Regions from separate parts of the Homo sapiens genome. Here region 2 is linked to region 1. A link is a loop called in an ENCODE intact Hi-C map of the cell type or tissue named here. Cell type or tissue: chondrocyte. All regions are shown on one strand. Each heading gives the region's core, and the rest is flanking DNA. Links, peaks and the distances in the headings are about the cores only. Region 1 holds the start of LOC124902520 (a long non-coding RNA gene). Region 2 overlaps LOC283038 (a long non-coding RNA gene).

Region 1 (10,073 bases), core at 1,435-6,434:
CTCCTGGGTGTGGTGTGGACCCTGATGGTGAGCAGGGTGGGGACCTCCTCGAGCCCCCATGGAATCAGGCTGCTTACCATCACCTTCTCCGTGGCACCGGCCCCTACCACCCTGCTGAAGACCCTCCTGGGCCTCTCCTCACGTCTCCTTTTCCTGCCCCTCTCTCAGGAGAGCTTTCCAAGCTGATGGCCTGACTGTGCCACCCCAACCTGGCATTTGAAGGCCTTCAGGAGTGAGGCCATGTCCATAACCCGCGTCTCCACTGAACCCTACGCCAGCCCCTACACGAGCCCCAAGCCTGGCTGCTGCTTTACGACACACCTCCATACAGCCCCTGCCCTTCACCCCTGCCCAGGGAAATTTACTGGGCACAGCGCCTTGCCCGCTGCCCCACAGCAAAGAATGCTGTCCTGCCAGACACTACAGACAGCAGTGGACACGCATTCTTCCAGAACCAGCCCAGATCCTGCCTCTAGGGTGAGTTGCCTGATGGGTCTTGACTCCGATCTCCTACCCCGTGCAACACGGGGAGGGTGCTGGCCCTGCCTGCCCTGGCTCCTCAAGAGCAGGCTGGGGTTGCCTTTCCCGAGGGGTCCCCACTACACCAGCCCCAGTGTCGGAGGGGTTGGGGGTCAGCGCAGAGGGTGGCACGTACCAAAGCCAATGAGGCCCAGCGTCTCCCCACGGATGCGGGCCGCTCCCGAGGCCACCTCGCGGATCTGCTCCACGCTCTGAACCCGCGTGCCTTCCCGCAGTGCCTGGTACAGCCACGTGTTCCTCCGGTACAGGTTGAGGATGTGGCAGATGGTAGAGTCCGCTGTCTCTTCCACGGCTGCAGACGGGATGTTGCACACGGCAATTCCTGAAAGGGATGAGGCCAAGGCCGGAGATGAGAAAACCTCAAGATCAGTGGGGAAGCCCCAGGGCTCCCAGCCCGCCCTCCTGAGACTCGGTTGTTGGCACCGGGGGAGGCCCACCTTATCGTCTAGCAGACGCGGGGCTGGGCACGTGGGCGGTAGGCCCTCTGGCTCTGATGCATGGGAAGCTCTAGCCCCAACATCTACCCCTCCCTCCCAAGGAGGACTTTTGCTCCAGGACGTGGCTCATGACCAACCCAACTCCTATGGCTGATTTTGGGCCTGACTGGCTTCCTCCTGGGCTTGCACTGAGTCCCAAGAAAGGACCCGGAGTGGCAGGAAGCCAGTGGGCCTCAGACCAGACTCCTCCAAGTGGACCCCACTCAGCCTCAAACCCCTCAGGGTCTCCCTCATGGAGCTGGCAGGGTGACAAAGAATGGCTTTTGGTTTTAAGCTATGCTAACAGTTTGATGCAAAAAACATACGTTTTAAACATACTGGTTTTAAAAAAACACCTCCACCCCCACACGGATGCAAGGGCTGGCCCCGGGAACGGAACCGATGGCCGAAGCGTGTGCACAATCGCCCTGTGGTCATGTGCTCAGCACCCTGCTCTGCTGGGAAGAACTCAGAGCAGACAGGATGCCCTCCCTGCCCCGTGGAGCAGCCTTCAGGTCAGGGCCGAGGGTGGCTTGGGGTGAGCCCTCTGGCCCCACACGAGCTGCAGAGACCAGGGTCAAGTATCTCCCAGCACAAAGCAGCTGTGGCATGGAGAGTTAACCCAAGTCATAGGCAGAAAGGGCCCTGCCATTTACCCTCCTCAGCCAGAGGGTGTCTGGGGAAGAATGAATGACTGCCAGATACAACAGGGGTGCAAGTAGGCAGAGGGCCAGGCTGGGAACGGCCCCTCCCTACACCCGACAGGTGGAGATCCAGAGGCCTGCTTGCAGCAGAGACCAGAGGGGCCGAGCCAGGGGCGGGGCCCCAGAGGGTGGGCTCAGCAGCCAGCCTGTGGCTCCCAGTTGAGCTCTCTGAGGAGGGGTGTGGCTATCTGGGCATCACGTCAGCCCAAGTGAAATGGTTCCCTCCTAATCCCAGCTTTGGGACCCTTAGGAGAGTGTCTCTCCCAGCAAGGGGTGCCCAAGGCACTGGGACAGGGCCACCTTTAAGGCAGCCCAGGATTCCTCTATCTTAAGTCCTGAAGATTGGGGTGGGGACAGATTGGGGTGGGGACGGCAATCACCAAGGCAGCTTCTTCGGCTCTACTGGACAGGAAACAAGACCAGTGGGTGCCACAAACCCACTTTCTAGATGGCTGCGTGGCTGTCTCCCCACAAGGGCCACCCCTAGGTCTAGGGCCTTGAGAGTGACCCGCTTAGCAAGACACACAGCTCAGAGAAGGTGAAGCCACTGTGAGCAGGTCACCCACCCACCCAACGTGGCCACTGAGGGCTCCTCTGGGCCACCGACCCCTGCCAAGGGACCAGTGTGGTTGACGGTGACTGAGGCCGACCAACTTTCCCACGAGCTGGATGCCAGGAATCTTGCAGGAAACTGGCCTCATTCATTTGAAATAGCTCAGCAGAGAAGCTGGGGCTTGATCACATGCCATGTTATTATTAAGTCAGACAGACTGAGGCTGATGCCAGAGGTTCAAGAAAATCTTTGGCGGCTGGGACAATTTTCATTCCTCGGGCAGGCTAAAGCCCAGCAGGGAGGCCCCGCAGCAGAATCACCCTCAAGGACGCTGGCTCCGTGCTGCTGCCGGGGCTGGCTCGGCAGTGCTGCCTGGCGTCAACAGCAGCACCTCCTCCTAGGAGATGAGCTGATGCTGGCTGGGAGACCCCACAAGGCCACGTGTGTAAAGGCACCCGGGTGGGTGGGTGGCACAAAAAGGCAGGTTGAGGCAGGACATCTGGTCAGTCTTCTCACCGAACTTGGACATTCAGCTCCGTGGTTCCACTGCTCACCGGAGTGCAGAGTCCCAGGACGGGGAGATGGTGCAGGAGGAAGAGCTGCAGCCACTGCCTGGGATGGCAGAACCTTCCCACCCAGACCGCGGCGGCGCCACTGCCAGGAACCTCCATAACCCTCACCGCTCTCTCGGAGGGAGCATCTTCTTAGCTGTCCTCTATCGCTCTGTGGATGCAGCCTCCCTTCTGGATGAGTCAAGCTGATCCTTCAAGTGCCACACGATGGGTGGCTCTGATACTCGCAGGCTGGGCCTCCCAGCATCCACGGAGCCTGGAAAACGGCCCCAAAGAGGCAAGCTGCTTTTCTCTCACGGTCAGTGCCATCGTGCTTTAATCCCTTCATGACTGCCGCTGGCAAGGAAACCACATAAACCAGCTTGCTAGAGGCGGCGGGGGTGGGGAGGGGTGTAGGGCCCTCTCGAGGTCTTCCCGGCTCGTGGGGAGAAGTGCAGGTGAGCAGCTTCCTCAAGCCTTGCCCTGCTCTTGCCGTGAAGCGCTGACTCTCGCCTGTCATTCCAGGGCTGACAGCTCAGAGCCTTGCGATCCCAGAAGGTGTCACCAGAGGCCTAGTGTGCTGCCTCGTGCAACATGGAGGGCCTTGTTTTCTGGGCCTGCGAGGGACCCTCTTTCATCAGGAGAGGGCCTGCCTGCAGCCACCTGCCGCTCCCAGCCCTCAGCACAAAAGGCCCGTTGACCGCATGATGTGGGGAATATGCATTCGGAGACAAAGGACGTCTGGACAGAGGCTCATTTTCCGCCTCCAGAGTCTACATTCGAAAAGTGCCCTTTAAAAGGGCCCCGCAGATGTCTTCCAAGCGCCCTTATCAGATGGGACCAGGATCAATGAAAATCCACCACTCACAGCCCTTCTACATTTTCCAAAACCGCAGTCCCTGGTCCTGGTCGTCTTCTGTGGGTCTCAGAACTCAGGGAACACAACCTCCCATCTCGGCCCTCCCAGGCCCCCTGTCATTGAGGCCTTGGTGCCTTTCTGGCCCCACTGCCTGTGCGGGGCACTTCTAGAAATGGAGAAATAGGAAGTTCCACAGGCAAGGACCTCCCCTCTCTCCCTGGAAAGCAGCGTCTGGTCCAGCCGAGGAAGGGCAGGGTCAGCACCCGTATGGGCCTGGGAGCTGTGTGGTGAGGGGCCGACGTGCTGGAGAAGCAAGAGGTGCGGGGGACAAGGATTTGAGAGCCCCTGGCACATGAAGCTGTATTCTCCTCTGCTGTTGAAACTTGGGATTTCAGCTCTACCCAGAGCACAAAGGACATTTGTTTTCAAACAAAAATATCCTTGTTTGTGCCAGGGAAAGATGGAAAATTTTAGTTTATATTAAACACGCCTTTGAAGACTCACATCTTCTGGAGTGTCTTTGTTCCAACAGAGGGGCTCGGAAGGACGCCGTGGCTGGTAGCAAGTGAGGGGTGTGGGGAGGGTGAGGGGTGGATGTGTGAAGCTGCTGCTTCCAGGACCCTAAGGGGTGTGGAATCTGAGTGACTCTCTCTCCTTCCCTGGCCTTTTGCTTTGGGATTTGCCCGTGGGGCAGCCCCACCCCACTGCGTCCTGACCCCTGTGAGTGTACGGGCAGCTCCCTGCTCGCCCGGCTCCCCAGCCCTGCTCCTGACACCAAGACCCACCCAGTGCTTCCGGTACCTGGGTGCTGCCCCGACTGGCCGTGAAGGATTCAACTAAGATTCTGACCCATACACTCCATGCCCCAGGCTAAGGCTGTGGAGAGACAGCTGGAGCCCATGGGGGTGGCCTCCCTGAAAACGTGGCCGGTGGTGCCCGAGAGCAGGATTCTCAGATGTATGTAACACTCCGCTCACACACAGAGCCCATCTGACACCCAGCCCGTCCCGGAAGCACCGGGGCCCACTGGGGCCTTAGCCGATGGGAGAGAGGTGGGGAAATAGCGCCTGGGCTATTCCTGGAGCACAGGAAGAGCTGTTCCAAGGCCAGGCTGCTGCCTTGGAATTCATGGTGCCTCATGAATTTGGGGCACCTCAGCACTCGTAAGGCAGAGTACAGCCCCCACCCCCAAAATGCAGGGGTGGCGTGTTCCAAACACAGAGCAAGCACAGTGCCCACCTGGCCCTCTCCCGAGGACGCTCGATGCCAGCGGTCTGCTTCTTGTGCCTCTGCACTCAGCACTCACGAGCTCACACGGGGTGCTGGGCAGAGGCCCCCCTCAACATGCACCCCCAGCCGCAAGTGCATGGGGCCGATAAGCAGCTTTGAAGCCCCCAACTCTGGGTTCCCGCCTGCTGCCTCTGCTTTTCTTCGGAAGCCTCTGTCATCAACTGTGTTGGGCAGGGGCCCACCTGCTTTGGTGCTGACCTGGACCACATGCTGCTAAGGCTGCCCTCCCAGAACGGGAGGCCCAGGTTCCCATGTGGACAGGGGCCTAGAGCTGTGCACACGGCAGGGGCAGTTTAGGGGACACACACGGCAGGGGTCATTTAGGGGACGCACCCAGCAGGGGTGGTTTAGAGGACATGTGGCCAGTCGCATTCTCCCCTCTGGAGGCGGCACTGGGTGTCTCCAAATTGAGCCTGTGCCAGCTGGGTGTTGCTCTGAGGGCAGAGATGCCTCACAGCCCCGCAGACCCCACACAAGGGCCAGCAGGGACTATCCTACCTGTGTCATGTGAAGGCAGGGCCGCAAGGTGCTCCACAGCCCGGCCTGGAGGCAGCCACCTTGCTACAGCCAGAAGCGGCTGCTCCGTGGTCCCAGTTCCAGCTGCTTCTCCAAGCCCACCCGAGCAGGGCCCACAGAGCTCCGGACAACTCCAGGCAGCCAGCGCTGCCTCGCACTCACCGAGCTCGCCGGCAGCCTTGATGTCCACGTTGTCATAGCCACTGCCTATCCGCACGATCACTCTCAGGGCCTTGAACTTCTCCAGGTCCTCCCTGGTGAGGGTGATGGTGTGGTACATCATGGCGCCCACGGCTTCGTTTAGAACCTGCGTGGGAACAGAGCACAGGGTCGGAGCCCCACCCCGTGCAGCCCACCGGCACCACTTGGCCTGGCCCCCTGGCCCTATCACCCTTGAACCTGAGGCAGAGGAGTTCAGCAGGAAAGCAGGGAACAGGGGTTCTGGGGCCTGCCGGTGACTTGGGGCGATCTAATGGGGGGATGCTGGGGAGGAAACTGCCCAAGGTCAGTGCAGGCCCCGGCCGGGCAGGGTGGGCCCACCTTCTCGTGGATTTCCTGCGTCGACTGCGCGTCACAGAAGGCCACAGTGGCCAGGTCCTTCAGGATGGGCATCTCCACAGTGCAGTCGCGGCCGTCCAGCAGCGCCACCAGGGGGCGGGGGTGCAGGGGGCCGTTCATGATCTGGGGGCGGATACCTGCCAGGAGGGAAGGGGTGAGCACAGTGGGTGGGTGGCTGGGGCCACAGGGTGCGTGGAGGGGCAGCTCCCCACTCATCACTCAGGGCAGGGCTTGGGCAAGCGAGGGTGGCGGAGCAGCGAGGGCACCGCCTCCACCTGCATCACCTTCCAGGGAGCCACTGACACGAAGAGGAGCCACTTCCCATCCACTTGCGGCTCTGGCTGGAGACGCACACGGCTGCTTCCCTGCCAGCAGACCATAGTCCCGAGAGCCTCAGGACCATGGGGCCCCGAGGCCAGCACAGGCTAGTCCAGCACAGGACGGGTCCCTGCACCGCGTGCCTCCCTGCCTGCACCGGCACCAGCTGCCCCTCACACACTATGACAGGGGATAAGGCGTGTGCGTCCAAAGGAACTTCCTGGACAGGCCCTGCACAAACAGGCGGCCTGGGCAGGCTCCTCCAGCCCCTCTCACCTGCGCTGGGTGAGGAGAAATGGCGGGTCTGGGGCAGGGAAGGTATGCCTGAGGGCAGGAGGCCTCTAGGGGCTCAGGAGAGCAAACTTCTCAAAGGACCACACAGCAAGCAGCTCTCTAGACAGGCCAGAGCCATCATATTAATCCTGACAGATTTCCTGGTGCTGCCAACAAGGTGAAGGGACAGCTGTGAGGACAGAGGGGCAGGGGTGACCCCAGGAAGGGCCCCAGTGGTCCTTCCCACAAGTCCAAGTACAAATTCTCTAGCAACTTCATCTGGACCAGCGCGGCTGCATCTAGACGTTCAGCAGGGTGGTGGAAGGCCTTACCTGCCACACTACAGACGCGCATGCTTGCGCCCCGTGCACATACAGGGCAGACACCCTGCGGGGCCCGCCCAGGATGCAGCGAGAGCCTCAGGGCCTCTTTTCTCTCTTTATTCTGTGCAGCAAACCCAGCAGGCTCCGAAGACCTCAGAGACAGAGAAGCAGCATTTTCTCCAACAAAAACTGCCCCCTTCAAATCCATCCTTGGATTTCGTAGGTCCTCCTGACCATCTGCCCAAACCTCACATCTTCAAGACCCACACCCTGGACACAAGAGAACAACTACCTGAGTTCCAGAGGTGCAATCCGCCGAGATGCCAGGAAGGGGCAATGTCTCTTGTCAAATTAGAACTCTTTAGCCTCAGATTAAAACTTTGGGGCTCATCAACTTTTCAGATATCCAGATCAACCCTGACGGCGGCCTTACATCCCCATCCCCTCCCTCCCTCTGAGGCTGGACGGTCCAGGCCATTGCTCCAGGCTGAGCCCAGCCTGGTGACCCACCATGGGTAACCCAACCAGGAAGGTGTGACATTCCCGGGATCACTGGCCTTTGAGCACAAGGCAGCAGGCTCAGGGTCCCACAGGCAAAAGCAGGAGCCTTCCACAAAGGCCAACTTCATCTGTGTGGCCTCGCCTTCCATCCCTAACCTCCTCAAGGGCTCTTAGTAGTCCCCAAGCTGGCCACTTGGTGGGGACGATGACTGGGACCCCAGCCACGGGGGGGCTCCTGCTGGACCACCAAGGCTCATATTCCGTTAGCCACACGCTCGGAGACGAGGAAGGAAATCCCCCTCCACTGGGGCCGTGACTGCATCCTGTTAAGACTATACACGGTGCTGGGGAGGGACGGCCCAGAGCACCTGCACCAGCCCTGCATGGAAGGCCGTGCTCGGCCAGTGGGACTTGGGATAATTGTCTCTTTGAGCACAAAGTACAAAAAAGGCTTTTGTCCCAGCCTCAGAAGAATGGGCTGGGGTAGCCAGGTCCACAGCCAGCCCCGCATGGCCCCCAAGCTAAGTGCAGTTCTCCTGCCACCCCCGGCTGGGAGAAATCATGGCCCCTCTCAGCCCTGAGCGGCAGCTGCACCTGACGCTCAGACACCAAAGGCACACGTGCACCCAGTCACTCCTGCTGCTGCCCCGACACCCAGGTCCCCAAACAGGGTGTCCGCATGGATCCGCACTCCAACATCCTTCTGCACCAGGAAAACAGGGCAGGGGAGGGGGAAAATAAGGCAGGGACGAGGGCCAACACCCCCGTGTCCTCACCAGCCCACGACCTGTATGAGTGGACAGGAAGCGTGCAGCACAAAGCTGGATACCCCCTCAGCTCATCCGCGAGATCCGCAACAGCACCGTCACCTGACGAGGAACCCGACACACATGGCTCCCACCTGGGCTCCTGTTTTCTGCTAAGAAAATGGTACAACTGCCAAATTCCACAAGATTCCTTCTGTTTCAGTACACTCTTCTGGCCCCTACTTGAGGTCTGAGCGCACAACCCTGTGGGGCCTGGAAGTCCTGGTCTCATGCCCCAGGCGGTCGCCCACACACAGTGAGGAACACCCCAACTTCACTTTCAGGGGTGCTGGCAGGATGGTTATCGGAGAGAGTGCCTGATTATAAGAAATCCAAGCTGTTCGTTAAATGGTAGCCACACAGGAAAACCACGCTGGGCGCAAGGTGGGAATCCAGAGCCGCTGATGCGTCTGGGGAGCCTGAGAGGCCATTGTCACAAGATGTCCATCCGCAGCATCATCAGTGCATGGATCCGTTACCAGGGTAACAAACTCCAGGTTGCCTAGCGATCGGCTCCCTCCCCGACACGGGTTGCCTTTCTCCTTGGTGAAACCCACCCTCTACCCTCCCTGATGGCCGGGCACGCAGAACGTGGCTGAGGCTGGCCCGAGACCTGTCCAAGGTCTGAGGCTCGAATCCTGGCAGCAGGTCCTTCATGGCAAGGCGGGAAAAGAGAAAAGCCAACGGGTTCTCATGCTGGGAAAAGATGCCGGGCACGACGGCTGGAGGTGGGGGGTTGGGAGTGGGTGGGATGCTTGCGTGCCCTGCATGAGGTGCAGGGATATGGAGGCCACAGGAGACCCCCAAGCCCTGGGCATGAGAGCTTAGCTGGGACAATGCCAAGGTTTGCTCTAGAAGGGAAAGCACCATCTTCCAAGTGCTCCTTCAGTCCCAGAAGGAAACTGTCCACCCACACACCAGAGAATCTGGACTGAAATTCAAGCCCTTGCCTAGCAGCCGCTGCCCTACAGGCTTGCTGGAGCCTGGGGCAGAGGTTTCTGGAAGAGCTCATATGGAAGATCTCATATGGAGAGATGAAGGTGCAAACAGATCCCCCATCTTACCTCACACAGGATTCCTGACGCCTCTTTCAGGCTTCTGACCATTTGAGCAAGTTTTTAACCTATTAGGATGTAACTGACACACAGAGTAAGATTCATATACATTAAGATGGAACACGACCCTTTCAGGGACGTGGGGTCCCCAGGCCCAGTGGGGCAGGATTGGGAATTTGCGAGGAGAAAGCCCAAGGCGCAGTACGTAATGAGGGCTTCCGAAGAACTGGGCTTTATGCTAAAAAGCCATGGCTTCCAGTTGCTATGCACAGCTGACGGCCTTTTCCATGCGTACAGACCACAAGGCTGACAAGAGTCCTGCAGTGCTGCTGTTCTTCCCACTTCACAGCCCGGGAGTCAGCGCTCAGGGTGGCCCCGTACCACGGTGCGCAACCACGAGGTATGAGGAGACACTTGCGGACGAGGGTCACAGGGCCCTGGTGCCCTCTATGCGCTATTTTTCCTTTCTACCGTCTCCCGCCAGTAAACCTGCCTTGTCCATTTCAGGACAATTCCAGCTGCAACTGGACACATCACGGAAATGACATCAGTGCCTTACTGTTGACAGCTTGCCCACATTAACTGTGTAGAGCAGAAAGCCCTGCCGGCTCCCCTGGTATCAATTACTATCTGGTTTCAGGCTTGCGTGTGCACCAGGACGGCCCTGCCCCTCCGTCCGGGATGTGCTGTGCACCAGCTCAAGGCAGTGCTGACGCCCATCCCTGGGCCTGGTATTGCTTAGAGCTGCAG
Region 2 (12,770 bases), core at 3,186-8,185, 690 kb after region 1:
TGCAGGTGATGGGCGACAACAACAATAAAATCAGCTGGGAGCTTTGGCCTTCTGAAAAAAAGCACCTTAGAAATAAGACTCACACTAGAATATAGCAGATGTGTTGAGCGTATTTGTTCTTTCTCTAAATTCCGAGAAAGGCGGAAATATTTAGTTGGATTTCTGTTTCTCTACTTGTTGGGAGTTTTATTCCTATTTCCACTTCTGTGTTTCAATGTTTGTTGAGGTTTACATGAAGACTTTATGCTATTGTTTTCACTCCCTGGAAAGACAGCTGCTTTTGTCCTCTCGCAGTTTGAACGGGCTAGTCCTCCGAAAACACAGACTAAAAGACAGCAGTAATTACATGTGTGGTTCAAAATGAAGAGCACTAAAATGGAAAATGCCAGCCTCTAGAATCGTGAAGCAAAATGGCAAAATAAATATCTATTTTTCAGCTGAAGGGAAAACGAACAGTGTCTTAGAACATGACAGAAAGTTGATCTCTACCCCACACAGGGACAGAATTAGGGCAGGCAGGGTTCCTAAATGAAGAAGAGATCTGCAGGCCTTTTAAAAACCTCTCTTATCCTCTTATTTTGTACTATAAAACATAATGGAGATCTCATCAACTTGGCAGGAAATCACAAGCTCATAAAAGAGCCTTGTTACAAAGATAATAATAAGACAAAGTCATAAAAGGCAGACTTGGGCTGAGTGCTGGCTTTAGGCTTCACTTTCTCCAACTCTACAGGGATCTAGGGTTCATCAACTCAGTTAATCGTGTGGATGGCCACCAATACAATGTGTCCTTTCTTGATCTTGCTCTTTGTTCACATTCCAGGGCATTTTTGCCAATGGGGTGTGCCTTGGAAAGGCGAACGGGAAATGTACACCACATTGAGCCTTACCATGTTGCCTTCTGCACACTCAGCTGAGTAAACGATACCGTAACGGAGAGCTGATAGGGCTGCCATCAAAGCCCGTCTAGACACTTCCCTTCACTCCAGGGATGACTGGCTGGTTCTTTGTGGCCATCAGCCTCCACTCTGGCTTCAGTGCATCTTGTCACCAAACCATCAGCTGTCTTTTTCTTTTCCTACCCCCCTCATGTTTGCTTTGGCTGTAAGGTAAGGGAACCCTCCTTCAAGGACCTCCCTGCTCCAGTTGTGGACCTGGGACTAGCAGCATCAATATCACCTGGGAATCTATTAGAAATGCAGGATCTCAGGCCCCAGCCAGACCTACTAAATCACAATCTGTGCTTTAACAAGATCCTCCAGGTGATTCATGCTCTCATTAAAGTTTGAGAAGCGTCTCCTTATAGAATCGGGAGAGGCACCTGGGCTGTGTCTAGGTCAATACCACCTCAGTTCTTCTAAGGGAAGGACAACGGATTGCCAGTGCCCCTTGGGCACATTTGACCTTGCACCTGCAGATAAGCGCTGAAGCCTTTTCTCAACCTGCTACCTTTAATTGGACAGCGGTTACTGTACTGCTAAACTTTTAAAGATTCAGAAGCCAAAGTCAGGGACCAAAAGAGTCAGTTTGCATTGTGTTTACCTAGAAGGTTTTCCCTCAGGAGCTCAAAACCTTTCTAGACTGTACCATACCCACCTTCCTGTGTGCCTGATATGCAAGTAGGGAAGTGGATAATGTTTTACCCTGGAGGATCCTGAGACACACGCTGTTTCTTTGCAGAGTTACATAAACATGTTGCGGTGTGGCTGTCTTAATGTTTAATTTAGATTGCTGCCCCATTGATTCAACTGTGGCCCAGGCACATGAGAGTAAACCAAATTCACGGTTTTGCCATGCCACGGTCCAGTCGTTTTGACTGTACAAGAACGACCACATAAGAGCTGTGCGCCTAATTAAGCACTTAGTCAATAACCCACTCCCTCTGGACTGAGTCATTTGCTTTATCCATTGCGGAAACGAGATCAAGCTGGGCAGTGAATGTGGGTAATTCATGCAGGAAGAACGCATTTAAGGTGAGGGTGGATTGATTGGAATTAGTTATTTCAGACAGCAGAGCGAGAGAGACTGAGAGAGAGAGACTGTGTGTGCGTGTATGTGTGCCTTCCCTCCCCAGGTGATTCCAATATTCCTTTACAAACAGCACGGCAAGGTCAAGTCCAGCCTCCAGGCGTGCAAGTACATGTGGGGACTATTTAGCGCCAGCATCCCAATGTGGAGGTGTTGATGCCACCGTGCTGGGCCCAGAGATTTGGGGACAGAGTCTGTCATTGGTATGCACACAGCTCACTACTGTATGATTTTTTTAAGTAATTTGATGTGTCTAATTGTTCTGCGGTGAGATAAGAACATTCCATTTTATCTGAAGTCACAAGACAGCTTATTGACGACACTGTCTTACTGGTACAGCACATAATAGCATTGTTAGGGGAAATGTCAGCGAAGTCACTGAAGGGTGGAAAAACATGAAATCAAATTTCTCACATGACAATAGCCCAAATATTCACTGGGCTCTTGCTTCCACAGAATGTGGCTGAGGCTTCTTTTCAGGCTGATTTGTTTCGCCACGGTACAGTGTCCATCCAGCCAACCCAACCAGCAGCCACACATTTTAGCAAGTCCTCTACGCTTCCTCCTCCCAGGAAGAGGTCTGCACACTCTTCCCTATGCTTTAAAAGTCTCTTTGCAGAGAATTCATTTTCATAACATCCCGAGCATCCTAAGACTTCATGTGTATTCTTTCATCAGCCATCTGCTAGGGGAGATGCATCCATAAGACATCTTCCTTCACTGGCATAATTAAAAGAGATTCTCTCCCTTCGAATGTTGTGTTACATTTATATTCAAAGTTATTTTGCTCTCTCTCTGCCCTTGCCCTCAAGGAATTGTGGGAATTCAAGTTAATAGGCTTTTAATGGTTCTGTGATAACTGTGATTATAAACTGTGAATCAGATCAGGGAGAGCATCCAAGTTCAGCTGCATCTCACGCAAAAAGACACCACCATTGCTTTTGATCCTCAGTGGAGATTTGGTTTTCAATGTTCAGACACCACCATCCTTGGGGAAAAAAAAAGAAGAAGAAAGGTACCTCATTTGCTTTGCAATTGCTTTGATAACAATTTTAAAGCTTTTAACTACACATTCTCCTTTTGATATGTTAGTGGTATTTAGAAACACATCCTGTTGCTAAAAATTAAATTTCAAAGTCTACGATTGTATTTCCTGCTTCCTTTTTGAGGGGAAGATGCTGGGTTTATTTAAAACACATGCAACATGTTGGACACACACACACACACACACACACACACTGCCTTCAACCTTTCACCACCAAATATTTAGAAATAAATTTTTACTGTGTTCTCTGAACATATAATTACTGCTTTGAGGCTAGTTAATGAAAATATACTTTTCTTTGAAACATGTTGGCTTTACTAAATGAGCCTGTCCTTGTGAGTCCATAGATGAATCGATTGTGAGCCTCCTTTAAAAAAGAGGCATTTTGATCATTGTTGCCAGATGTCTCAAGAAAGCCTGCCAGGCTGGGGCTAGAAACGCAGCCTTAAAATAGTAGGCACGTAATTGTACCATCAGCCAGTTAGGGCCCTGAGAGCAAATTAGCAATCACTCCCATTGGCCAGAATAACTATGACTTTTGCGTGGCCGGCCCAGGGACATTCCGGCAAGCATCTCCTACTTTGGCCAATTGTTGCTGGCATCTGAAAAGGCCATAATAAATGATTGGCCCTCAATTTTAAAAAGCTGCTTTGCTGAAACACCTCAGCTCACTTCCCAGGAAAATCCTTATGGCCATTTCTAGAGACCAAGCCATTGTCTAGACAAATTAACCTGTGTGGTTGGAATACGTAGTTCTGAATGCCAGGGCCCTTACTAACACTGGCCTTTGGAGAGAAGGTCTTGCTCTCACGTAGGGAAGTCCTTACCTACAGGCCCTCCTTCAGGGATTGTCCAGTAGAAAACCCACGAGATCGAAAGCTGAGTAATTGAGTGACAGACGCACTGCCTTCTTGAATAGGCACTGTCTCAAATTGGAGATTGCATTCACCCCAATGTAAGGAGACATTTGAATGAGAAGCAGTGGGAAGGAATAGACCCTGAAAGACCAGTTCGTCTGTAAAGAACAAAGAGCCGCTGTAGCAGGAAGTCTCACCTACAGAGGTTGGCTCTCACTTTAGGCACTGTTCACTGGAGCTGCCAGGCCTGGCATTAGGACAAAGAATTAAGAAATTACTATTGGCAGCAAAAAGTAATTGGGTAGCAGTGGCTCCCAAAAAGCCTTACAAATATCCATATCTTATGATCCAGCAATTCTACTCCTGAGAATTTACCCCAAGAAAATACCCAAGTATTCACACAAAGATTTATCCCTAAGTATGCTCATTACAGCATTTGTTAGGGAAAAAAATTGAAACAATTTATAGTAGTCCTCCCCTTATCCAAGGGAGAAATGCTCCAAGACCCCAGTGGATGCCTAAAACCGCGCGTGGTACAGACGATCCCAACATAGAATGATTCCGCTTGTGAGTTTTCAACTTTTCAGTGGTGCAAAAGTGATACCCAGACAGCAGGCTCCTGGACGTACGATGGTGTTCAACCTAAGATATGTTAAATTTACAATAACTTTATCTAGATGTAACCCCATTGTAAGTCGAGGAACATCTGTTTATACTACTTTCTTTTCTATACATACGTACTATACATTCTATACATACATATGATAAAGTTTAACTTATAAATTAGACACAGTAAGATATTAAAAACAACTAATAATAACATGGAACAACTATAACAATATACCATAGTAAAAATTACATGAATGTGTTTTTTCTCTCTCTGTCAAAATACTGTAATATTTTTGGACCACAATTGACCTTGAGTAACTAAAACTGCAGAATTAAAAAGAAAAGTAAATACATAAATAGAATAATCCTTTTTGTAAATATATATCCACATATTATGGGAAAACTGCAGATTACACAAATATTTAGAATTATTTATTTCTTTTTTCTTCATTGAGCGTTTCCAAATTTCCATAAGGAACATATTTGTATTGTGGTCAGAAACAAAATTTGACGATTTTTTAAAAAGAAGGTATGGCAAACCAAGTAATGTATGATCAATGTCTTGCGGCAATTCAAGACCCAGACAATTGGAAGGCTGTATAAATTAAGCTACAAAACCCAGAGAACTAGAGGTGGTCTGCAAAGAATAGAGACGACCAGACTGGCTGACGGTCAAATCATAAATTTGCATGTGTTCCAAAAACGTGTTCCACCGGCAATCCTCCAAATTGTGTCAGGTGCTTAAAATACCACAGTGCATAATAGGTGATCCCTATTCAAGGGTTCAAATCCTGACCGAGGAACGCATCCACATTTCCACAGAAGCACTGTCATTCCACCCTGTGGCAGGCAGAGAAGCTTTCCTGTCAGCTCCTATGGAATCCACTTTAATAAGCCTTGCACTATGGAATGTGAAATCATAGAAAGCTTAAAGAATGCTGAGACATGGTGCTTGGCCTCACCCCAGACTCTTAAGAGGGAAGCCTTACAGTCAAACAATGAGTAATAATAAACCTCCAAGTTCCAGTAAAATTCCTGATAAGATCTTTAAGCAGGAAGGCCATGACCAGCTAAAGTGTCTTTATGGGTTCCTCTAAACACAGTCGTGAAATTTTCAAAGCTTCCACCCTCAGGAATCAGACTCAAAAGAAATAAATTGTGTGTGTGTGTGTTACATATAAATCTTCTCCATTATTGAAAGCTTTTGGCATGATTTCTTTAGTATCCAGTGCTAATTTTTACAGTAAATAGACAGCCTGACAGATTCTTACCTAAGGGGTTAAGGCAGGTGCCAAGGGCACTGGCCAAGTGATCCAGACCAGGGTTGGGTCACAGGGGCCAGATCTGAATTTACAGGGCAGTCATGGGGGACTCGGAGGCAGGAGGAACTGGGTGCATGGAGGCCATTTGGGGCTTGCCTCTCCAGCATCCAGCATCCCTCTTTTTCCAACAATAGCTGTCTCTCCATCTCTCCTGATTGTCATTCCATATGGCTTAAGTGGAGTTGATTCTGCCCTTGCTCCAATACCAGCCAATCAGAGCAGCCCATTCCCCTGGCAGTAATGTTTGCTTCTGCCGTGGGTACATGACCCAAATCAGAGCGAATTAAACTCCGTTCTAGACTCTTATTTGGGCAGAGAATCTCAATCTTTCCTGACAGATTTGAATCTAAAAGCACATGGGCTGGCATTTCTGCTGCCACCTTCCCACGCCCATGCCTCGAGAATGAGGCCAACTCTTGGAGAAGGCTGTGGGAGGAGCTGAGGGGTCTTGGGTTCTGGCAACTCCAGCTGAACCTGCACCTGAACCCGGCAGTACCTCTGAACCTTTCTGCACATCAACCAATAAAGTTTCCTTCTTGCTGTTAAGAGGGAATGAAGATTGAGGGAGAAGCTAGGAAAGAAAGAAGACTTGGCCTCCCAGGCTGAGTGTGAGAGGACGCTATGGAGATGTGCCATACTAGACAAGTTTCTTTCCAGTGGGAAAGAGAGAGATGGGGCCACTGGAGGGTAGAGGGAAAGAAAAAAACAGGCTCTGCTCTCCCAGGATCAGAGACTCCTACCAGAGTCCAGGCTAAAGCCTCCAAAGCCCAGGACCACATGTCTCTCCCTGACCCATGTTTCTGACCCATCCCCTGCTGTCCACCAATGCTGAGCATGTCTCAGTCCTCTACCATGCTTAGCCTCTGCAAGACAGGGTCTCCTGGTATTGACTGTCTCCAGGAGAGCAGGTGGGAAGCTGAGCCCCAATGTGGGTGGGGAAAGGAGAGGGGGAATTCCAATTCCCTGGTCCCTGTGGACCCTCCAACCCCAGCCCACCCACTTTGGGTTTGATGTCACCTGCAAAGCACCATTGTTCCTCCTGGGAAAGGACTTCTTTTGGAAAATCCTGGGGCCTTCACGACAGCCCCACCGCTCATCCTATAATTTCAGCTTTCCCTCCACCTGGCACAGACAGACCAGATGCACACCTCAGGGACCAAGCGACCCCTTCTTGTCCTGAGTGTAGTTTCCTTTTTGTTGACAAGACCAGCTCCTCTGTTACCCACAGGGCCCAGTCACTCCCTTTAGGGTCTGACAGGCATGGTAAGGAAGTTATGAAAACTTTGAAAAAGCAAAAGGCAAAGGCCCCACCAATTCAATTTCATAGAATAAAATTGATAGGTTCCATATTCAGTATATTCCCTTAATCATCCCCATATCAGTATCATTCATATGCAATTGTTTATTTTTCTGTTAAAAATCAGCATTCTCATCTGGCAACTTTGTTGACCATGTTTTCTGGATTTCAGTGCACTTGGACTCTTCGGTCTGAAAAAATTGCTAACCTCTGTTTTAACCCAATCTCCAGTGCAGTAAAACAATGTTTAAAAAGCACATTCAGAATAATTTGTTATTATTATATAATAAGTCATACTTGAAAACAAAACTCACCTGAATGCTAATGCCTCACTATTTCTTTAGACAGCAGGAATATTTCCCAACACTTAGAAAGCAAACAACAGGCCAGGTGCAGTGGCTCACACCTGTAATCTCAGCATTTTGGGAGGCCGAAGTGGGCGGATCACATGAGGCCAGGAGCTCAAGACCAGCCTGGCCAACATGGCGAAACCCCGTCTCTACTAAAAATACAAAAATTATCCAGGTGTAGTGGTGCACGTCTGTAATCCCAGCTACTCGGGAGGCTGAGGCACAAGAATCATTTGAACCTGGGAAGTGGAAGTTGCAGTGAGCCAAGATCACGCCACTGCACTCCAGCCTGGGCAACAGAAGGAGACTCAAAAAAGAAAGGAGGAAGGGAGGGAGGGAGGAAGGGAGGAAGGGGAAGGAAGGAAAAGAAGGGAAGGAAGGGAAAGAAAGAAGGAAAGAAAAAGAAGGAGGGAAGGAAGGAAGGAAGGAGGGAGAGAGGGAGGGAGGGAAGGAAGGAAGGGAGGAAGGAAAAAAAAGAGAAAAGAGAGAAAGAGAAAGAGAAAGAGAGAAAGAAAAGTGAAAGAAAGAAGAAAGCAAGAAAGAAGAAGGAAGGAAGGAAGGAAAGAAAAGAAAAGAAAAAGAAAGAAAGAAAGAAAGAAAGAAAGAAAGAAAGAAAGAAAAAGAAAGAGAAAGAAAGAAAGAAAGAAAGAAAGAAAGAAAGAAAGAAAGAAAGAAAGAAAGAAAGAAAGGAAAGAAAAAGAAGGAAAGCAAGCAAGGAAGCAAGTAGCCAAAGCCCTGGGAACCCATCGAGGAATGGCCCCGGAGGCAGAGTTACCCTCAGGTAAGAGCACAAGCTTTGGAGGTAGCCAGCCTGGTTTTGCACCCTAGTACTGCCGCTTATTAGACGTGCCATACTGGGCAAGTTATTTAACCTTTTCATGCATCAGCTTCTCATCTATAAACGATAGTGCCTATGTGGGAATGCAGTGGTGGTTGAAGAAAGGAGAAAAGGGCCCAGGACATCAGAAATGGGTAGGACTAGAGCTAGGGGAGCGGTACAGCTTGGAGGCTCTGGAAGTGAGTCCTGGAGTCAGGGCTTTGAGACATGAGAGGAGGCTATGGCAGAGGCACATGTTCTCTGTGCAAATCCAAGGAGCCCACCAGGAAGACCCCGAATTCCCATTACTGGCGTATCCACCGACTCTTGCATGTCCTGACCTCCTTGGAGGCTGCCTCTCGCTCTCATTTTCTTTTCTGCTCAGACACCTACAGCTGTGTTGGTAGCTGCCCTTCTAATGGCTTGGGGGTGGGGGAGCACAGCCAGGGGGCACGTAGCTGGGATGAGGGTGAAGAGGAGTGCTATGGAGAAGGGGTCTCAAGTACTAAATTGAAGCCGGGAAGGCTCAAAGGCAAATATGGATTCTCTACAGCTCTGATGGAAAGCCTTGCTCCAATCTGAATTCTGGTCTTCCAAGAAAAATCACAAGCAATGACAGGCTCTTTAATATGGGTTCCAGCCACAGGCCAGAGATCAAACGTCGCTGAACCAGTGTGAGGAAAAGAATGGCAGGCAGACGTCTTCTTTTTCCGCACACAGACTGTAATCAGCTCTCCACAAGGTCATCCCAGAACACCAAGGACAGTCCAGATACCTCCAGGCTCTCCTCAGTAATGGACGGAAGCAGTGGTGCAGATAATCTGCCCAAATGGCGGGTAATCCAAAAGCCATTTCTATCTGGCCTTGGGAGAAGCTTCTGTGCTCGTTCTGAGTGTGGGTGTGTGTGAGCCTCCCTGCCAGGTCCATGTGCACAGTGAGGCTGCTCTCAGGGAAGGTGTCCTCCTGCTGGCAGCAGGGGCCATGGGTACTGGCAGGGAGTTGGCGATGGAGAGGACAGTTCAGGAAGAAAAGGGTGCAGGTGGGCTCCATTTGGCCTCCTTCCTTGGTCCATTCTCATCTTCCTGGGCCCTGCGGATGCATGGCCTGGGCTGCTTTGCCCTCTGGCTTTCAAGCTGGTTTGAGCTATAAGAGATGGAGCAGAGAAAGGAGAGGAAGGCCAGCATCTTTCTTCCCTGCTTCCTTCAGGCTCTGGCATCCGGTGCAGTCTTGCTCGTCATCTCCGCTTCCCTCTGCTTCTTCCCAGGCTCCAGTTCTCCCTGGATTCCAGGAACACCATCTCCTTCCTCGTCCCTTCCATCCCAGGGAAGGTAAGAGAACTTACATTCGATAGAGAAAACACTGTTTTTTTAACCAAAGCTATGTGGGAGTGGGGACTGGGAGTGTATGTAGAAAGGCAGGGAGTTGATTATGCTTAAGTCCTTGTCTATCTAATTTACCGTGCCTAGAAGTAAAAAGATAATGTAAGAACAGACACATCAAAAAATAGCTGCCCAGAACTGAAAACAAGGACTTGAATAGATGTTTGTACACCTATGTTCATAGCAGCATCATTCACAGTAGCCACAGGCAGAAGAAAACTAAATGTCCATCGACAGATGAAGAGAAACAAAATGTTACATATAAAAACAATAGAATATTATTCAATCTTAAAAAGGAATGAAATTCTGTACAACGTGGATGAAACTCGAGGACATTATGCTAAGTGAAATAACCCAGTCTCAAAAGGACAAATATCATACGATTCCACTTACATGAGATACCTAAAATAGGCAAATTTATAGCGACAAAAAGTAGAGTAGTGGTTACCAGGCCCTGGGGACAAAGGGGAATGGTGAGTTATTGGTTAATGGGGACTGAGTTTCTGTTTATGAAGATGAAAGCATTCTGGAGATGGATAGTGGTGATGATTGCATGACATTGTAGATGTACTTAATGTTAGTGAATTGGACACTTAAAATAGTTAAAGTGGTTAAAAAATAGCTGTGTAAGAATACTATTTAAAGTTATGGTGGTGACTGTCAGGAGCAGGGGTGGAGAGGGGTTGTGAGTGCTTAGCACCAGGAAGTGATACTCGGGGGCTGGAGGAATACTGCAAGAGAATGCTACCTCTCACTGCAATCCTTTCAGTGCTATTTTACTTTAGAGGTACAGTTAACACTGATACAGTGCTTACGACCTGCCAGGCATGCTTTGCACACTTACATATGTGCTCATTTAATCCTCCTATCAATGCCATGATGCAGTAGCGCTACCTGTGAGGATCTGCATTTTGCAGAAAAGGAAACAGAGATACTCACGTGGTAAGGCCTCCATCTCAGGCAGCTGCCCAGAGGCCCTGCTCTTAATCATCCTACTTTGCTGCACATATATGACTGGGATGAAAGAAAAAAATTAATTTTAAAAATATGCTGCGGTGAATATCCTTGTATACATATTTTATGTGCTTGTGTGAGGATATCAGACTCCTAGAAGTGAAATAACCTCAAGTTTTACAACAGACAAAACATGGCATTCAATTCATCTTTTGGATATAAAAACTATTAGAACACTGATACTGACATTGTACTCATTTTATTATAGAATTGAAGCACAGAAGCAAACGACCTCTCTTTGTATTCATGATTTTCAACAGGTCTCCTGGTTCTTCTAGCCCCTCTAACTTCCTCTCATCTCTCCTGTAACAACAATGATCAGAATGATACCTGAGGAATAAACCATAAGAAAAATGAGCATTGAGAGGGTAAATCAAGCTTCCTTTAGAAAGAGAGGAAAATAATTTTGCAGTTGCGAAACATGTTGAAATATTATTTTTACAGTGAAAACAGTTACATCACAAGTTTAAATTACATTTCCATTTGAAATGGAGTCGATTTGCACCACCTACTGGAATATACAGCTCCATATAGTCAGAGGTTTAAAATTACAAAACCACTTTTAAGAATTCAGAGTTACATTTCTAGTTATCTTTAAGAGACCAGCTCCTTTGACATGTTGGAAATGCCAAACACTAATTTACTTCAGGGACTATTTTCTAAAACAAACTCTTTAGAAGCCAAATTTAATCATCTAGCTAAATTAACAAATTGTACAACTGCTTATAAAAATAAAATGATTAAGCCAAATACATCAACCAAACAGATACAAATGTAAATTAGAAGCAAAACTGAAATCAATATACATTATCAGTTGCTAAATCACTATTGAAAAACAGAATTCAAGCAGACAACTGGAAAACGACAGGAAACGTAAGGCAAACAGGATAATAAACAGAACATAACTCAACATTAATTTAAAAAGAACTCACCCAATGAAAATTTGATAGTGTTTACATCCAAAGTAATAATCTCTGTCATGGCTTAATTACAGCCTGAACATCAATATACGAAGTATTCATATTTAGGCTCTTTGGCATTTTAAAGGAAACCCCAACAAAAATTTTCATTTTTTTATGACAAACAACTCCAAGCAATAAATTTCTCAATATATAGTAGCAACATTTATTATATAATTGACAAGAATTCATGGAAAAAATTACATCTACAGTATCTGCTATTCTAGATCAAATTGCTTTAGAATAGAAGCCTAAATATATTACATTTTAATTTCTTGAAACCTATTACAGCATTTCACTTATTTTATGGGTATTTTGTCTGAAAATTGATTTTATTTTTATATGTCAACTAAATTAGATGTCAACTAAATTAACTGAAGCATAAAATATGCTGGCAAGATATCTTTACAAATACACGGCACAAAATGCTGTGCAAGTCACAAGAACCTGATTTAAAGTCACAGGCATACAAAGACCTGGGCAGAGTGACCAACTGATCCACAGTCCTCCTTGTGGTTGCAAGTGATTTGTGTATGACAAGCAGGTTTACAGTGACAAATGTCAGATGCAAGGTTGCTAGAAGGTTTGCCTGTCTCATTTTAGTTCACTGCTTGTGTGATTTCATTTCTAAAGTTCTCATCCACATTGGAAAGCTTGGACTGTTTCATTTCTACCAGGTAGGCAGGCAGGTACCTTTCCCCAGGTATCGCCTCCATGGCTTACCTCTCATGGGGATGGCTCCTACATATTTTAAATCTGCAGCCCCAATCTCTCCCTCTCTCCCCCGCCCTTTTTTTTGAGAGTGAGTCTCACTCTTTCGCCCAGGCTGGAGTGCAGTGGTGTAATCTCAGCTCACTGCAACCTCCACCTCCCGGGTTCAAGCGATTCTTCTGCCTCAGCCTCCCGAGTAGCTGGGATTACAGGTGCCCGCCACCATACCCAGCTAATTTTTGTATTTTATTAGAGATGAGGTTCCACCATGTTGGCCAGGCTGGTCTCGAACTCCTGATCTCAAGTGATCCGCCCACCTCGACCTCCCAAAGTGCTGGGATTACAGGCGTGAGCCACCATGCCCAGCCCCAACCTCTTTTCA

What was found. Hi-C counts contacts between places; a loop is a spot of excess contacts. Peaks named below come from ENCODE experiments on the same cell type or tissue, not always from the same donor. Only the 100,000 strongest peaks of a DNase experiment are listed, where the experiment ranks them.
Region 2: a loop joins it to region 1, with 3 times the contacts of the local background. A loop is called at or near these places in 1 of 110 quality-filtered maps.

What each region holds. Positions count from the first base shown.
Region 1 is chr10:124,997,309-125,007,381 of GRCh38, forward strand. It overlaps CTBP2 (C-terminal binding protein 2), which reads right to left. Exons shown (of 11, transcript NM_001329.4): 4 at 6,030-6,184; 5 at 5,652-5,796; 6 at 656-862. LOC124902520 (a long non-coding RNA gene) reads left to right here and starts at 2,544. Exons shown (of 2, transcript XR_007062329.1): 1 at 2,544-3,143; 2 at 3,350-4,186. RefSeq lists enhancers at 800-969, 3,033-3,533, 5,328-5,869, 5,870-6,410. In chondrocyte, for the core only: CTCF peaks have their summits at 3,383 (motif pointing right), 3,583 and 6,142 (motif pointing right); DNase peaks (open chromatin) are centred at 2,323, 3,298, 4,963, 5,453 and 7 weaker places.
Region 2 is chr10:125,689,535-125,702,304 of GRCh38, forward strand. It overlaps LOC283038 (a long non-coding RNA gene), which reads left to right. Exons shown (of 5, transcript NR_033848.1): 3 at 9,590-9,653. Among named protein-coding and RNA genes, the nearest start is that of TEX36, 13 kb to the left of the region's middle. In chondrocyte, for the core only: a CTCF peak has its summit at 5,384; no DNase peak of the experiment used is centred there.